Linked DNA regions of Mus musculus: region 2 is linked to region 1. Evidence: chromatin loops called from intact Hi-C (ENCODE). Cell type or tissue: left cerebral cortex. All regions are shown on one strand. Each heading gives the region's core, and the rest is flanking DNA. Links, peaks and the distances in the headings are about the cores only.

Evidence for each region. Hi-C counts contacts between places; a loop is a spot of excess contacts. Peaks named below come from ENCODE experiments on the same cell type or tissue, not always from the same donor. Only the 100,000 strongest peaks of a DNase experiment are listed, where the experiment ranks them.
Region 2: a loop joins it to region 1, with 6 times the contacts of the local background. A loop is called at or near these places in 6 of 42 quality-filtered maps.

The regions. Positions count from the first base shown.
Region 1 is chr3:34,437,604-34,445,057 of GRCm38, forward strand. Gm20515 (a long non-coding RNA gene) reads right to left here and starts at 1,237. Exons shown (of 3, transcript XR_003954604.1): 1 at 1-1,237. In left cerebral cortex, for the core only: no CTCF peak of the experiment used is centred there; DNase peaks (open chromatin) are centred at 3,121, 3,889, 4,396, 4,627 and 2 more places; H3K27ac peaks cover 3,373 bases.
Region 2 is chr3:34,634,992-34,642,445 of GRCm38, forward strand. It overlaps Sox2ot (SOX2 overlapping transcript (non-protein coding)), which reads left to right. Exons shown (of 5, transcript NR_015580.2): 3 at 3,367-3,648. It overlaps Mir1897 (microRNA 1897), which reads left to right and starts at 3,473; the gene lies at 3,473-3,551. In left cerebral cortex, for the core only: CTCF peaks have their summits at 2,170, 4,405 (motif pointing left) and 5,931 (motif pointing left); DNase peaks (open chromatin) are centred at 3,520, 4,383, 4,687 and 5,928; H3K4me3 peaks cover 3,090 bases; H3K27ac peaks cover 4,348 bases.

The DNA.
Region 1 (7,454 bases), core at 1,347-6,346:
CACTCTCGTCTGCAGAGAATTCCTTAACCTTCCATGGCCTTGTTCTCTCCTCAGTGGACCTGGGGTTTAGGCTGTAATGAATAGTCACTAAACTTAATCGTACGTAAAGATAAATGGAAAGCTGCTTTAAAGGCACTTTCCTGGGACCTGCCTTTAGGATTCTGGGTCAGTTGATTTGGGTTGGATACCAACATTCTTTGACCATGACTTTAGATGCAGTCTTATCTATCAAGTACTAAACTCCCAGATGAACTCGGGAATCCCAAAGCTGCAAAAATTCTAAGGTCCAAACTGAATTATTCATACGCTGGCCAAGCAAGCAATGCAGACTTTATATAAACATAAATATAAGGCTAAAATAAGATTAAACAACGAATATCTGTTGTGCATGTTTAAGTTCAGGGAAGCCTTTCTAAGTATTAATTCATTGAGACACAAGCAATATCAGCAAAAATTAATATATTGATTTCATTAGTGCAGAAGTTGAGCCACATAGAAACAAAGTCATTGGCTCAACACTGGCCAGTGGGATGTGATGAAGAGGGGAGTTTGGCAAGTGCACCAAGGTGCACAGAAGACAGGCCTGAGCTAAAAGAAGCTAACAAGTCTACATGTTGTTGAATTCTCACTGAAGACTAGCAAGGGCCTGACTTCTCACATAATATGACACAATTGCATCTTGTATTGTACCATGATTTTCTTATCCCTTCATCTGGGAGTAAATCTTCCTGATCTTGGCTTTTAAGAAGAGCATCGCTTTGAACATGAACACGTGGCTGTCTTCTCAACATACCAAGCTTAGTTCTAGAAGCCAGGCACAGAAAGGCAGATATCGCATGACCTAATTTATGAGTTGTATCTAAGAAAGATGAGATCACAGAAGTAGAGAATCATGTACTGGTTCAGAGGCTAGAGGACAGGGGCAGATGCAGAAAAAAATACAGTGAGCCAAGCCCACAACTTGAGTGACACAGAGGGATAAAGGTGGTCATCTTCCTCAAAATATGTTGTGTACATGTGAGGAAATATCATAATATTAATATCAGTAACATATACTGATGAAAATCTAAAGAATTATTCCTACTCAGAACATTCCTGCTAGATTAGATAAAAATAAAACCTAGTTTAGTGAGAAAGCACTTAAATCTACTTATAAAATTTGACCTAGTATACAAATTATTGTATGTCTATGATAATCCTGAAGAATAGTGATTAAAATAAAACAAAATTTCAAAACAAGAAAGAAGGAGGAGGAGAAAGAGGACTGAAGGAAAAGGAAGAGGGAGAGGAGAGGAGAGGAAGAGGAGAGGAGAGGAGAGGAGAGGAGAGGAGAGGAGAGGAGAGGAGAGAAAGAGAAAAAGAAAAAGAAAGCGAAAGAAGAGAAAGAAAGAGAAGGAGGAGAAGGAGAAAGAAGAGGAGAGGAGAGGAGAGGAGAGGAGAGGAGAGGAGAGGAGAGGAGAGGAGAGGAGAGGAGAGAAGAGAAGAGAAGAGAAGAGAAGAGAAGAGAAGAGAAGAGAAGAGAAGAGAAGAGAAGAGAAGAGAAGAGAAGAGAAGAGAAGAGAAGAGAAGAAGAGAAAAGAGAGAAGAGAAGGTGTTCCATAGTCCCAGGCAAGAAGCAGATTTCCAGAGCTGGGCACAGTCCTGACTCCATACTTTAATATAGGCTGATTCAGGCTAGCTTTGTAATTCTTCAAGGTTCTGTTCTCTTCATCCATAGCATGGAGGCTGCTATACTATGGTATTTAGGGTACAGAGTTATGAAGAGGACTACGCAACACTTATAAAGCTTGACCAACTGCCTGCCACATGGCCAGGACTAAATAAGTAAAAGTAGAAACAGCAAAGAAGTGTTGGTTTTAAGGGCACTTATTACAGGGCAGAGAGTCATTGTCCGTGAATCCAGAGTGACCTGAACACTAGGAAGAGGGTACTACCTCTGGTGGCCATCTCGCTTCTCCATCTTGGTCAGCCTCAATATTATCTACCATGAATTCCCCCTCCCCTTTCTCAAACTAGATGTCCAAAGAGATCTACAACTAAAACAACCCTAAGTCAATACAGCCTCTTGTTTCTTGTGAGGTTGTTGAACAACACGTGTCTTCAGAATAATCTGACAGGCAGATGGAGCCCTGAGGGGTTAGGTATGAAAGCTCCCTCACACCCCTCTGGGAAGAACATCTAGTGTTTGGGAGAAATTTCTGCTGTTTTTTTTTTTTTTTTTTGTATCCTCTGACTTCAGTGTTGGTAGTCTCTCTCGCTTCTCCTCTGTCACTACAATTTTATTTCAGAGCTTAACTCACTTGAGATAAGGAACATCTGACTTCTAAGGACACATATAGGGTCCATAGAGGCTTGGGCGCTGCCCTCCAGACAGCCTCAGTTCACGGTCCTTATACCCCCTCTTAGCATGGATCACTAGGATCATTTGATTACATCCTCTTTCCGTGTTATGTATCTACTGAGAACATTCCCTCAGTGCTCCCTAAGAATGCCCTTCTCTCCAGCCTCTTGACACACTACTGTCTTACCTTCTTTTGAAAACCACTTGGAATTTCACAGCTGATGCAGTTGAAGAAACAAGTAGAAGGATTTTTTCTGCTTCCCCCTCATAAAGAACAGTTTCAGGGTGGTTTTGGTTTGTTAGAAGAAGGATAAAGAGGAGGAGGAAGAGGAGGAAGAGGAAGAAGAGGAGGATGAGGTGGAAGAAGAAGAAGGAGAAGGAGAAGAAGAAAGAAGAAGAAGGAGAAGAAGAAGAAGAAGAAGAAGAAGAAGAAGAAGAAGAAGAAGAAGAAGAAGAAGAAGAAGAAGAAGAAGAAGAAGAAGAAGAAGAAGAAGAAGAAGAAGAAAAGAGGGGGAGGAGGAGGAAGAAGGAGGAAGGAGAAGAGGAAGAAGGAGAAGAAGAAGAGACAATGCTACTATATAGGTGTCCCAATAACAGATTTCCTTCCTGTGTTTCCAGCTAAACCAGCCAGTCAAAAAGATACAGTGCTGCTAAAAGTGCTGGAGAAGCTGGGGAACAGAGCTGATCTGCAGCCAATCGACCACAGGGAGTACAATCGGTGTGCTTTTCTCCCATAGAGCACAGTTTCAGCAGGAAATTATACAGGGCCTGCTTGTCGCTGCCTTGGAGCCGGCCAGGTGATGCAGGAGCACCCGTGTTGTACGACAGCAGATCTGGTGCGCCCTTTGTACCACCCAGTCCTATCGTGCCTTCGGCCCTTTGTGTGTTTTTAATGGGGATAAGTGTGAGGCGCATGGAGTGCAATCACATTGTGGTCTTAAAAGGATCTCTGATGATAGAAAATATGTCAATTTATTATTTCCCTCAGGACAGAGAAAAAAGTACAAAGGTTCAATGGACGAGGAAGATAATGCTCGTTCTCTGTATAACATTTTTCCAACAAAGGATTTTAAGGTGATTTTCCCTTTTTTTTTTTTTTTTTTTACAAAAAAAAATACTTTAGTCCTATTTTGTAGGTGGGGATACAAGAAGATTTGTAGGAACTGAAACATCCTGGCGGTGGCCCCTGCATAGAGCAGCATAAGCCTCTATGGTCCTTTCCTGGCTTTTTCTCTCCCTCTACTGGAATTTGGTTCTTCACAGCAGAGTCATGTAGTAAAAGCAAGCACTACCCTATTGTTTGAGATATTCCATGTACCAGAACCACAGTTCCATCAAATCTTCAAGCTAAAGGCTACATCTGTGATCAGAGCCATCTCCTGTCCCCACAGTTCCAGTTTTCTTGACTAGCAATTAGCCCAGTAGAGGCCGGCTGCTCCTGCATGGGGAAGATGCTGGAGAGTTGAGCCAGGAGGTGGTCACTTGTTATTTGTCACGAGGGTCATTGATAATGAATCAACAAAGCATTGACAATGGTTTTCTTGTAAACTGAACAAACCTTATAAATGGTGTGTGGTCTCCCCTCCCCCATGAATTAGCTCCTTTGTCCTGAAATGTGTGGTTAGCCCAGATACTCATTCTGCTTGGCTGGAAGAGGGGCAGAGTCTGGGGAGGCGCCCGGAATGCACAAGTCCACATTTCGCATTTTGGTTTTCTGTATGGGGAGGTGGCAGGGGGGCGGGGGGGGGTATATCTCATGCGTACCGTGGGAAGTTGGAAGGAAAAAAACATAAGCAAAAATCAGAAAACTTTCTGGACTCCTTTTCTGGACTTTTTAGGGCTTGGTTGCGACTGGTAAACAGGAAAGAAATTAAGAATGTAGGAACAGTTTCCTAAATGCTTTGTACAGCTGCTTGACAACTGTCTGTTTTCTTAAAACCCTAAATAAGAGAGCTGAGTATTTAGGAGGGTCCTACCTGCTTTGTGGACCGCCACTCTCTGCTGTTATGTAACAGTGGGCACTGGCTGGGCAGCTGAATGAAAGGGACAGTGTCTTAAAGCAAATGGGCAAACAGTCACTGCTAGCCTCTTCTTTGGCTCCTGGGGCGGTGGTGGGGTGGGGGTGGGGAGGAGGTTTCAAAATGAAGTTCTCTGTTGCCTGGAGCCTATACAACTAACCTTATCATCAAGATGCTGAGACCAAATGCCCAGAGCTAAACAGAACGGATCCTCAGAGAAGCCTTGTATGCTCCGCAAGTGCTGTTTGTCTCCATGAAAGCCAAATAGCGATGGCACCATTTCTGACACGTTGTCACCAGGTAGATGGTGTATTGGAATGTGAGTCAGATCAGAGAGATGGGTGCTGCTCGAGGACAGCAAGTAACATCCCAAGCTTGACTCTGGGTGTGCGGGTTTATTGGCAGAAATACACTGCGCTTTAACGTGTACTTTCCTTATAATTTTATTTAATGGCAATTTTTAAATCAAAGTGTTAGAATGTGTCTTTCTCCTTTAAAAAAATAATTGCTAAAATCATTGATGGCACATTAAAACAAGTCAGTGGTTAAGGTCACATAAACCCATGTAATATGTATATTCAACCCAGAATTATTTAGGGTCATCGTAGCCATGGAGTTTTCAAATAAATTATTTGAATATAAAAGTAGATTATGTCTTTCCCCTGTGGCTGGCCAAATGTCTTTTCAACAAAGGGTAAAGTAAGAAGGCTATTTTTTTGTGTAAAAGAGTGATCTTTTTAATCATGCTTGACTGCCTCTCAGGACAGTCTCCGTTTATAATGAGATATTTTGAACTCATCTGAACCAGAAAGTTTAATAAATTTATAGTACATTTTGTATTAAAATATGACCATTTATTTCAGGAGACAAGAGCTAGCGAGAACAGAGAACAAATTAGTGATTGTTAAATCTCTAGGCCGTCCTCTGGAGCTAACTAACGTCCACATTGGCCCGTATCTACAAGAGTATAAATAAGTGTTTATTTAGTTTATTCTTCCGCACTTCTTGGCAGCTCTTCCAATCTCAACTGACCGTCTATTTGAAAAGGACACTCGCTATTTGGAGCCTAGGTCAGCCCTTAGCTGGAGCGGCTGTGAAGATCCAGTAACAGAGGTTCTCATGGCCTTTTTTTCCAGACTTTCTGAGGTTGCCAGGTAGGGAGAGAGCAAAGGTGTTTCCCGTGTGGTTGTGGGTCGCCTTTGAAGTAGATTCATCCCATATGCAAATGTGTAAACATTAGCTTTCTCTTACTAATGTAGTAAAAGGAGCGGTCCTGAGACTAGAGAAGCTCCCTCACCGGTAAGGAAATGTTTCTGAGAACTGGAAGAACATTTTGACATGGTTATTAACATATGAAAACATGCTCATGGTACTCTCTAGTGTTTTAACACTCGAGACATTCAATTAGTTTTCTATTATACCGGATCTTTTCTTAACTCCTAGTTAATTTTTTTTTTTACAAGTAGAAAAAAAAATTCACAAGATACATCTTAACCTGGTATCAGAACTGAGTACCATGGTGAGTCATCTCCGATCCTATTTCTCTAATGACACATCACTTAGGTACGTGTGGATTTCCTTTGAGCCCCTAATTTTCTTTTTAATTATTCTACAGTGAAAGCTCTCCCCCCCCCCAATTAATTTGACTTTCTCAGATTTTTACAGTAAAGCGTGTGTCATATCTCTCTTGAAATTGACCATTCTTTTCAGAAGGGGGAAAAAAAGTTTCTTTTTTTTTTCTCTTTGGCCTGGGGTGCTGCACTGAAAAAAGTCACTCAGCTAAAATGAGTTACTTCATTTCCAAGTAAAAACAACGGTGTTTTCATGCCTGCGCTTATTATTATTCTGAGAATGTACTAATTTGTTACATCCAAGATGACGGTTCGTTGGGTCTGTGAAAGGGGCAGTGTGCCAGCTATCAAAGAGAAGTAACAAGGACTCCTTTCATGGGACAGAGAGCAGGGACAGCTCTTGTGGGTATCAGGAGGCATGCTGCCAGCACAGTCATCCCGATGTCAGGGGCTCCCAGTGTCCGGGTCTGAATCAAGCAAAACGATAATTTTCCTGAACGTCAGGGTGGGCAGCCCGAGGAGCAACTGGTCGCGGCTTTATCCCCCACAGGCCCCAGCTGACGTGCCTCAAGGGTTTTAATGTTTGTAGCACGTTATTACTTCAACATTAAGCTTAGATAATTGTCTACTTGCTCTGAGCTGGTTAATAGCAAAATACAAGTGAAGAGGGGGCATTTTTATAAAGTAAAACTGCAAAATAGAATTATATATCTATGTACTGTGGAGTTTCTGTTGTTCTCCCTCCTGACATTTGAATGATAATGAAGTTTGATTCTATACTACCTTTATTCAGCTCTGAACCAGGGTGGTCTCGTCATTTTGTTTTACGCGCATAACACTGCCTAAGGTCACGAGTTGTAAATCGTCACATAAAAAGACTGAAAATATATTCAGCACTTTGTAGTTTCCGAGCGCGCATTTAAGAGCTTCAGTGAAGAGTCGGACCTACATGGCAGATTTTTCTGGCCCTGAGCAGTCAGCTTGCTGATACAGACAGCGGGCGACAACACGCTTTGATATGCCCTCTGTGCAGGCGCATCCTGACCCGTTTTCTGTTATTGTAATGTTTTTCTTTGCTTTATGGAGAAACGCTCCCTACTAATTTTTTTTAAGAAATCTATTTAAAAATAATTTCCATCTGCCTCATATGATTTAATAAATGGAAAACACATTTGGATTAATGAACAGAATTCTGTGTGGGGGCATAAAAACTTCTCTCTGAGAACACTTGCTTTTTGCTTAGTATGCATTTGTCAAATTTTCTTTTTAACGTACAGTTTTAATCTTTGGCCCTTTTAAATAAAGGAGTGTATACTTTAAACAATATTTAACTAGCAACTGTTTAAATATAATGGCCATGTTACTTTATCTGTCCCTTAGAATGGGTTGTACTTGACGACCTCTGTGGCTCGGGAGTCCTCCAGTGTAAGTGTTCCCGCTCCCAGAGAAGCAAACAGAGTCTGCCTTTTGTGGTGCTCATGAGTTGCAGATTTGATTTTCTTGACAGCTTACCTCAGGAGTGAT
Region 2 (7,454 bases), core at 1,686-6,685, 200 kb after region 1:
TTCCTGCGCAGGAGATACAGAGATTCCTGGAACCCGAGGGAAGCTGATGGCTTCACAGGCCAGCTGTCTATAAGCTGGCTGCCATCTGTGCTGCCTCCTAGATCACAAGGTTCTCCACCTTTCTCTCCTCCTTCCCTCCCTCTTTCCTTCCTCATACTGAACGGAACGATTCCTGCAGAGGGCTAGCCACTCCCATTCTGAAGAAACCTCACCCATTCTCCCAATGGAAGACCTGTGCCACTTAGCCTAGGTCCCAGAGAGCCCATCTAAACACCCGGAGAGCAGCTACTGCTTCCCAAGCCTCTAGCAACCTTTTCGTGGCTCTTTGCTCCAAGCGTGGGGACAGTGGTTGGGGCGGAAGACTAGTCAGCTTTGTCCCTCTCCTTCCTCCCTCCTCTCCTCAAACCCTTCCTTCTTCCTTTCTACCATTCCCTCCTTCCTCTTCCTGTTCCTCCTTCCTGTTCCACCCTTCTTGCTCCCCCCCTCCCTTCTTTCCTCCCTCCCTCTCACTCTCCCTTCCTTCCTCCCTCCCGTCTTCCTTCCTTCCTTCCTTCCTTTCCTCCCTCCCTCCCCCCTCCTCCTCTCCCTTCCTTCCTTCCTCCCTCCCCCTTCCTTCCTTCCTTCCTTCCTTCTTTCCTTCCTTTCCTTCCTCCCCCCTCCCTCCCTCTCTCCCTTCCTTCCTCCCTCCCCTCTTCCTTCCTTCCTTCCTTCATTCCTTCCTTCTTTCCTTCATAAGTAGTTCCCCACTGACTGCAGATTTCTTATCTGCAATGGCTTTGAGCCATCACTTGCTGGAACATTTTCTCCCTTCCTTAATTAGCTCAGTGTTGGACTTTTTTCTTATTGCGTGCAAAGCCCTTGCATTAACCCTTTTTAGATTTTTGGTGACTTACATTCTTCTCTCTCTCTCTCTCTCTCTCTCTCTCTCTCTCTCTCTCTCTCACACACACACACACACACACACACACACACACACACGAACACAAACAAGCATGTGCCACACCTTCTTGATTGCTTCCAGGAGACAAGGGACAACTAATTTCAAACTTCTTAGGGCTGGGATGGTACAGATCTAATCTCAGCTTCCTCAGTGGAGAGGGGTCATCAGCTTGAGTCTTCTTTCAGTCCATGTAAAAAATGGGGAAACTTTGACCACATCCTTGTAAATCTAAATAGTGGAAACATAGGGAGAGAGGTACAATGGTCACTCTGGTCTTTCCAGAATCAGTTGCTATGACAACGTGGGCATTCAAGTCACACTTGCCTTCCTCATCCCCACAGTTCTTGGAAGTGTTCCTACTGATTGTATGGTGCCACACACACTCCCACAGTGCCCCAAATAGAAAATACCCACACATTCCATAGGCAATCATAAAGATCCCTCCCTCCCTGCACACACACTCATACGGGCTCAAGGTCTTTTCTTGTTGGCAGCAATGGGGATTAAGCCTATGACCTCATGCATGCTAGGATTGAGCTTTACAGCACCAAATGGGGCTCACTTTTTTCAACCAGTCTTAAGAAATGCTTAACTTCACCTTTAATCCCAGCACTGGGGAGGCAGAGACAGGAGGATCTCTGAGTTCAAGGTCAGCCTGGTCAACAGAGTTTGCTCCAGGACAACCAGGGCCACTGGGAAACCTTTTACTTTGTACCAAAAATACAGAGAGAGAGAGAGAGAGAGAGAGAGAGAGAGAGAGAGAGAGAGAGAGAGAGAGAGAGAAATGCTTAACTTTTTAAAGTTGTGCCACAATTTTTATTCTTTTCAGACTTCTATTAGGTTGCTTATCTCAACAATTTATACGATAAATAATTTAAGCCAGGCATGATGGTGCACCCTTTAATCTCGGCAGTCTGGAGGCAGAGGCAACGAGGCCAGCCTGGTGTAGTGAGTCCCAGGCCAACTGGGGCTGCCTTGTGAGACCCTGTCTCAAATAATTTAGAAATTAAATTATTAAGAAATAAGCCCTAAAATGATTTTGCTGCCAAGGTTTTGTTACACCACTGACGGCATAAGTCAGGAGAGTATAGTCTGTGGCTCTGGGCTCTTGCAGGCCTAAAGAGCAGCCTGTTCTCCATGTAGCCAGAAAGGTCCGCCCCAAACTCACCACTTCCCTGCAGTGTCTCCTGTCCCATTGTGGGGGCGCTGCTCAAGGTTCATTCGGACCCTCTTTGAGTTTTCATGTTTGGGTTTCCTAAGTGAGAGGAAGCAACTGAAAGAAAGGGAGCAGATGGCTGGAAGAGCCACCCTGAGAGTGGGGCACTGCGGCTGGAGGTGGGCCATCAGTCCGATCCCAGGACCCTTCAAAGTCACAAGTAGCTAGGAATGAATCAAAGAGAGCTAAGAGTAGGATTCACTGGGTGTTAGAGACCTTTAACTGCTTCCTCTCAGCCTAGGCTCCCAGCCTAGGATTTTTAGATTAGCAGAGAGGAAGGCCAGCTTGGAGTGGGGGGGTGGGGGGGGGGAAGTGGAGGGGAGCCATGCCTCCCCTCCTGTGCACATGGAAGAGGCACATCTCAAGATGGAAGAAGCCCTTGTTGAGATACGTGTGGCTGATTCATCTGGTAGCATGGTCCGCCAGCCTGGGAAGAGGAAAGCCACATTTCCTTAAGTTACTGGAACTGGGATTGCCTGTCTCTTCTCCCCCCAACCGTCCTTTCCCCCAGAGGCAGTTGAAACTGCGTTGCCTTCAAGACTGTAGTGAGCCTGAAGATTTGGGGTTTCATAAGGTTACTGCACTACTGATACAATTGCATGCAGATTTTTAAAGCCTTCCAGAGACAGATGTTTGGGCTGATTAAGAATTGAGGAGGAAGCTTGCAGCTGCACCAAGGAATAATGTATTGGACAAATATTTTAATAAAAAATATGAAGAGATCAGCCCGACCTTCCAAGGTCTTCTGCTTAAAAAAAAAAAAATCTTTATCAACCCCCTATTCTATGGGCTTCAATAAACAGAACCCATTACCTCACGGAATCTTTTGTTGGCCCCATACAAGAGAGAACAAAATGGTTATTCAGGGGAACGCTTTGGATTTTATTGTGAGTAGCCTGCACAAAGAACCGTGTTATTGTATTTAAAAGAACCATCTGTAGCAGAAACAATGGCATCAAATTATCTTTGAATACCCACTGAAAAACATAAAGCTTGTTTTTTTTTTTTTATTCTTCTGTACGGTGGGGGATAGAGCAGTGTTAGGATAACTGACTTTTTTGTTGTTCTCTGGGTGCATTCTTCCCGCTCCCCCTCTCTCTCCCCCTCACCCTCTCTCTCTCCTCTCTCTCTCTCCCTCTCCCTCTCTCTCTCTCTTTTAAAAAATCAGCCATTTGGGGTTTTAAGCCATAAACGATTTTTCTTGTTGCAGGGGATTGCAGAGGCAAAGCTAGACTAGGTCTTGGAGGCTGGTGTAAGGTGGTGCGCGGAAGGCAGGACGCTGATGGGAGAGACTGGTCGAAGAAAAGCCTAAATGGATTCTCCGTGCTTTGGATGGAGAAAGAGGGGGGAAGTGCGAGCTCCTTCAACTCGTTCTGTCCGGTGAGGAGTGATCCAGCTTGGGCTGACGAGAGGCTCCGGAGCCTTCACGTTCAGTGCTTTTTACCTGCCAATCAAACTGCTACAAGACAACACCCTGATCTGGCATGGTCGCGTAAGTAGCTTGCAACCCAACTTTGACATTCAAGGCTAGCTACCTCTCCCCACCCCCCAACACACTCACTCACTTTCTTCTCCTCTCATTCTGCCTCTTTGTGTGTGTGTGTGTGTGTGTGTGTGTGTGTGTGTGTGTCTGTGTGACCTTTAAGAGAGCTGGATACCCACCCTGTGTAGCAGTTATTTAACACAGGCCGATTTAAGTCAGAAGGTGTTAAGTTTGGGAATTAAATGCTAATTAAGATCTCTTTAACAAATGCAGAATTGAAGTGACATTTTATTCTCTTTGGGGCAGATAGTTTTGAGGTCTGAACGTAATCAAGGTGCTGTATGTATGTATGAAAGGGGTGTGTGTGTTTCTTTTTAAGCAAAAACTAAACGTCTGTGAGTCCCTATAGGTAAATCCAATAATGAAAATTTTCGGGTTTCCATCTTAAAACTGTTAAATTCTAGTATTGCTCTCCTACTAAGATCCTTGTGCAGACCGCAGTGACTTAGATGCTGAAGGGCTCACTTCGATCCCTGTTGGGACTGGGGGAGTGGGGGTGTGCTGTAATTGGGGTGAAAGAGAGCTTGAATTTAAAAAAGTGAGACAGGGGACATGACTAACCCTCATTCTTTATGCAACTGGAATAGAGGGAGATAGAAACGCAAGGGGGCAGGATCATCAAGAAATATTACCTGAGAGGGAATACAGAGGCTGACGAGGCTGGGATCTGGGAGGGCTGAGAAAAGCTGGCTAGGGCGCTGGGCTACTCTCTGGCGCCCTCTAATGACAAATCGGACGACATTACCTTCGCCATCCCACGCTCAGCAAAGGTTTTTTTTTTTTTTTTGTAGCTGCTGAAGCTGTGGTTTTTGTTGCGCTTGTTTGGTTGGTTGGTTGGTTGATTTGGTTTGTTTTTGCTTTGCTTTGCTTTGCTCTGCACTTAGTAGAAAAGATAGGTATTTTTCCGTCCAGAAACTTAGTACAGGTGATTTTTGGCGCGCGTATTGCCTCCAAGCTGAGGATGGCTGGCTGTTTGATTCGTGGAGCGAGGCCCTGTGGGGATGAGCAGTGTGGGGGGAGGGGGGCTTCTCAGCCTGAGAAGTGTGGTTGGGAAGGCCAGTCTGAGGATCCTGACACCCGCCCATCATCGCAATTCAAGGAGGCTCCTGAGGACCTCTGTCACCTAGGCGTGCAGTGGCCAGGGGCCTCCCTTTCCTTCTTTCTCCTCCTCTTCGTCGTCGTCGTCCTCCTCCTCCTTCTTTTCCCTCTTTTTTTTATTTAAAATTTTGGTAGATAAAGGTTAATCTTGGGCTGAATGATAAAGCTATGATTGACAAGAGAAAAGGTGTTGAGGGCAGGTCGCGCGGTCTTATTTACAGCCCACTGCTTGCTGTAGAGCCTTTGTTAGAACTGCAAAACTAATCTAGTGCTGATCAAAGCACCACGGAGTTAAAGGACGGTAATGACTGCTAATTTCATTCCAGCCTCAGGCAACCCCCGCCGCTGTAATTAAAGACACGCTATTTAAATACAGGTGAAGGGTAGTTGGTTGGTTTTCTTTTTTTTTTAAGTTGGGGTGGGTGTGGGTGGGGTTACAATTTTATTTAGACTTCTTGTACTAACGATGGTTATGTGGCCCAACACCCAGTTTTTCCTATTAGAATTCCTTTTTGTCATTTATACCTGTCTTTGAGGCGCCAACAGAGTAAAATGTGTCCATCACATAACTGCCGCGTTTAAAGAAAGTATGGAAGGAAACAGACCAGTAACTGTTTAGTGAGGGATTTAAATATTTGAGTCTCTTTTTTCCACTTCGAATTAACAGAAGGGCCTTCAACACAGCTAAAATAAAAGTATTAGAAACTTGTGGCAGGGTCAACAGGCCAGCCAGAAGAATAAGCGTCAGCTTTTAAAGTACTTCTAAAGGAACGTATGAACGTATGAAAAATATATTTTTAATTAAATAATTTCCACACACAGTGTAGCTGCGTATTGGCTCAGAAACCTTATAATTTTACAACCCATAGGAGTTTCTTTACAAGAACATCAAAGCTCTACATTTTCATAGTTGGTTAAAACTGATACCCTCTCTTCATACACACACACACACACACACACACACACACACACACCACCCAAAAAGAATTTAGCCTTTAATCTCTTTTTATCCGCAAAGACGAAAGCTCTACGCTCGACCTCGCCAGCGGCTGTCGCGGTCGGGCCGGGAGCAGCTCAGAAGAGAAGCGACTCCGCGGTCTCACGCCAGCGCCCCCTATTGGACGCAGTGGGAGATACACAGCGCCCTCCCGAACCCGCTTCAGCCCTTGCCCTGGGGTTAAAGAAAACTCTTTATTGCCCCCAGAAAAGGAAGTGGGGGTGCGGAAACAAGTTTTTATGCCCCGAAAAGATAACTATACTTCAACAAAAGCCAAAGAGATTACATTCTTTTCCATTTCATTTATTTAAAAAACGGCATTCCTCCTTACACCCCAGTTTCCCCCACCCGCATCCTGGCTTGGTTTGAGGTCTTCTTTTAAAGGCTAAGCGATGGTACTACAGGGAAATAGAAAAAAAAAAATGCTTCTTCCGCTTGTCCGCTTTTCATAAAATAACACTAAAGCGAAGAGAGTGCTTCGCTTAAGCGCCAGCTGCGGTTCAGATACAAGGTTTCCAAATATAAAGTGCTTGGGTGTCTAGTGGATGAAGTAACTCGTTTATATTTGATTATTAATTCCAGAATGTAATTAAAAGTCCTGTCTCTCCTTCAAGTATTTACCTCCCCTCCTCTTCCCTCGCCTCAAACCACTCTTGATCAAACTTTTCCTTCCTGGCAATCGGTTAAATACAGCTATTGTCTACCAAACAGGTGTCTTTTTCTACTTTGATATCAATGTAGAATTTCAGGGAAGATTGGTCTGTGATACATTTTATTGGTTAGGACTCCAAGTTGTCCTGGAAACAGTTTTGATTTGTTTTATTTAATACTTCCAAACCTGTCTGTGTAAGAAAGAGTTGTAACTTCTGTCAGCGAGGGAGGGAAAGTAGCCGCCTTGTGACTGATTCAGAAAGGCCGGCTACAAAAAGAACACAGCCTCTGACTTCCCAACAAAGCGGGAAATGTTGGTTTGTTTAGTTTAAAATTTAAAAAAAATCAACAAATGAACAAAATGGCCATTTCCTACTTCGGGGACATGTTTGCCGTTTTAACTTTTATCAGCAAGGTTAGGGCTTGCCATCAGAAACTAGCTTAACATATCCTAACAGGATAGCATTCTGCACATTTAATGCCATATCCCTGCAAATCTGCTGTTGAGGGTGTGTTTATTCCTGCTCCAGATTAGCGGATCCAAGATGGTTTTTAAAGGAGCTGCTCCGCGCGATGACGTGCCCTCTCATCTGATTCCGGGATCGGATCTCGGACGAGAGGGGATTTTTGAGAAATCTACCCGACAGTCGGTCGAAATGATGGACATTCAGGAGCCGTTGCCTCGGCACCTCCACCCTTTTTCCACGAAGAGGCTAGGCCTGGTTAGGGAAATCCCAACCTGAGACTAGCCTCGCGACCCCCCACGCGCACCGAGGAGCCTGGGGGACGCTTCTTGGGCGTCCTGGGTCCCAGCGCTGCGGTCATCTGTCTCGCGAAGCAGAAGAGTAGAGAAACCAAGAACAGGTCCTGCCTCGGAAGCGGACTGCAAAAGGGTTAGACAACCGCCATTGCGGAGTGTGGAAGAATTGTCGGCGAAGGAGTCTTCTCTCCAGCATACGGACAGAAAACCTAGGCAAAGGTCAGAGGGGACAGGCGTGCAGCCCACTAA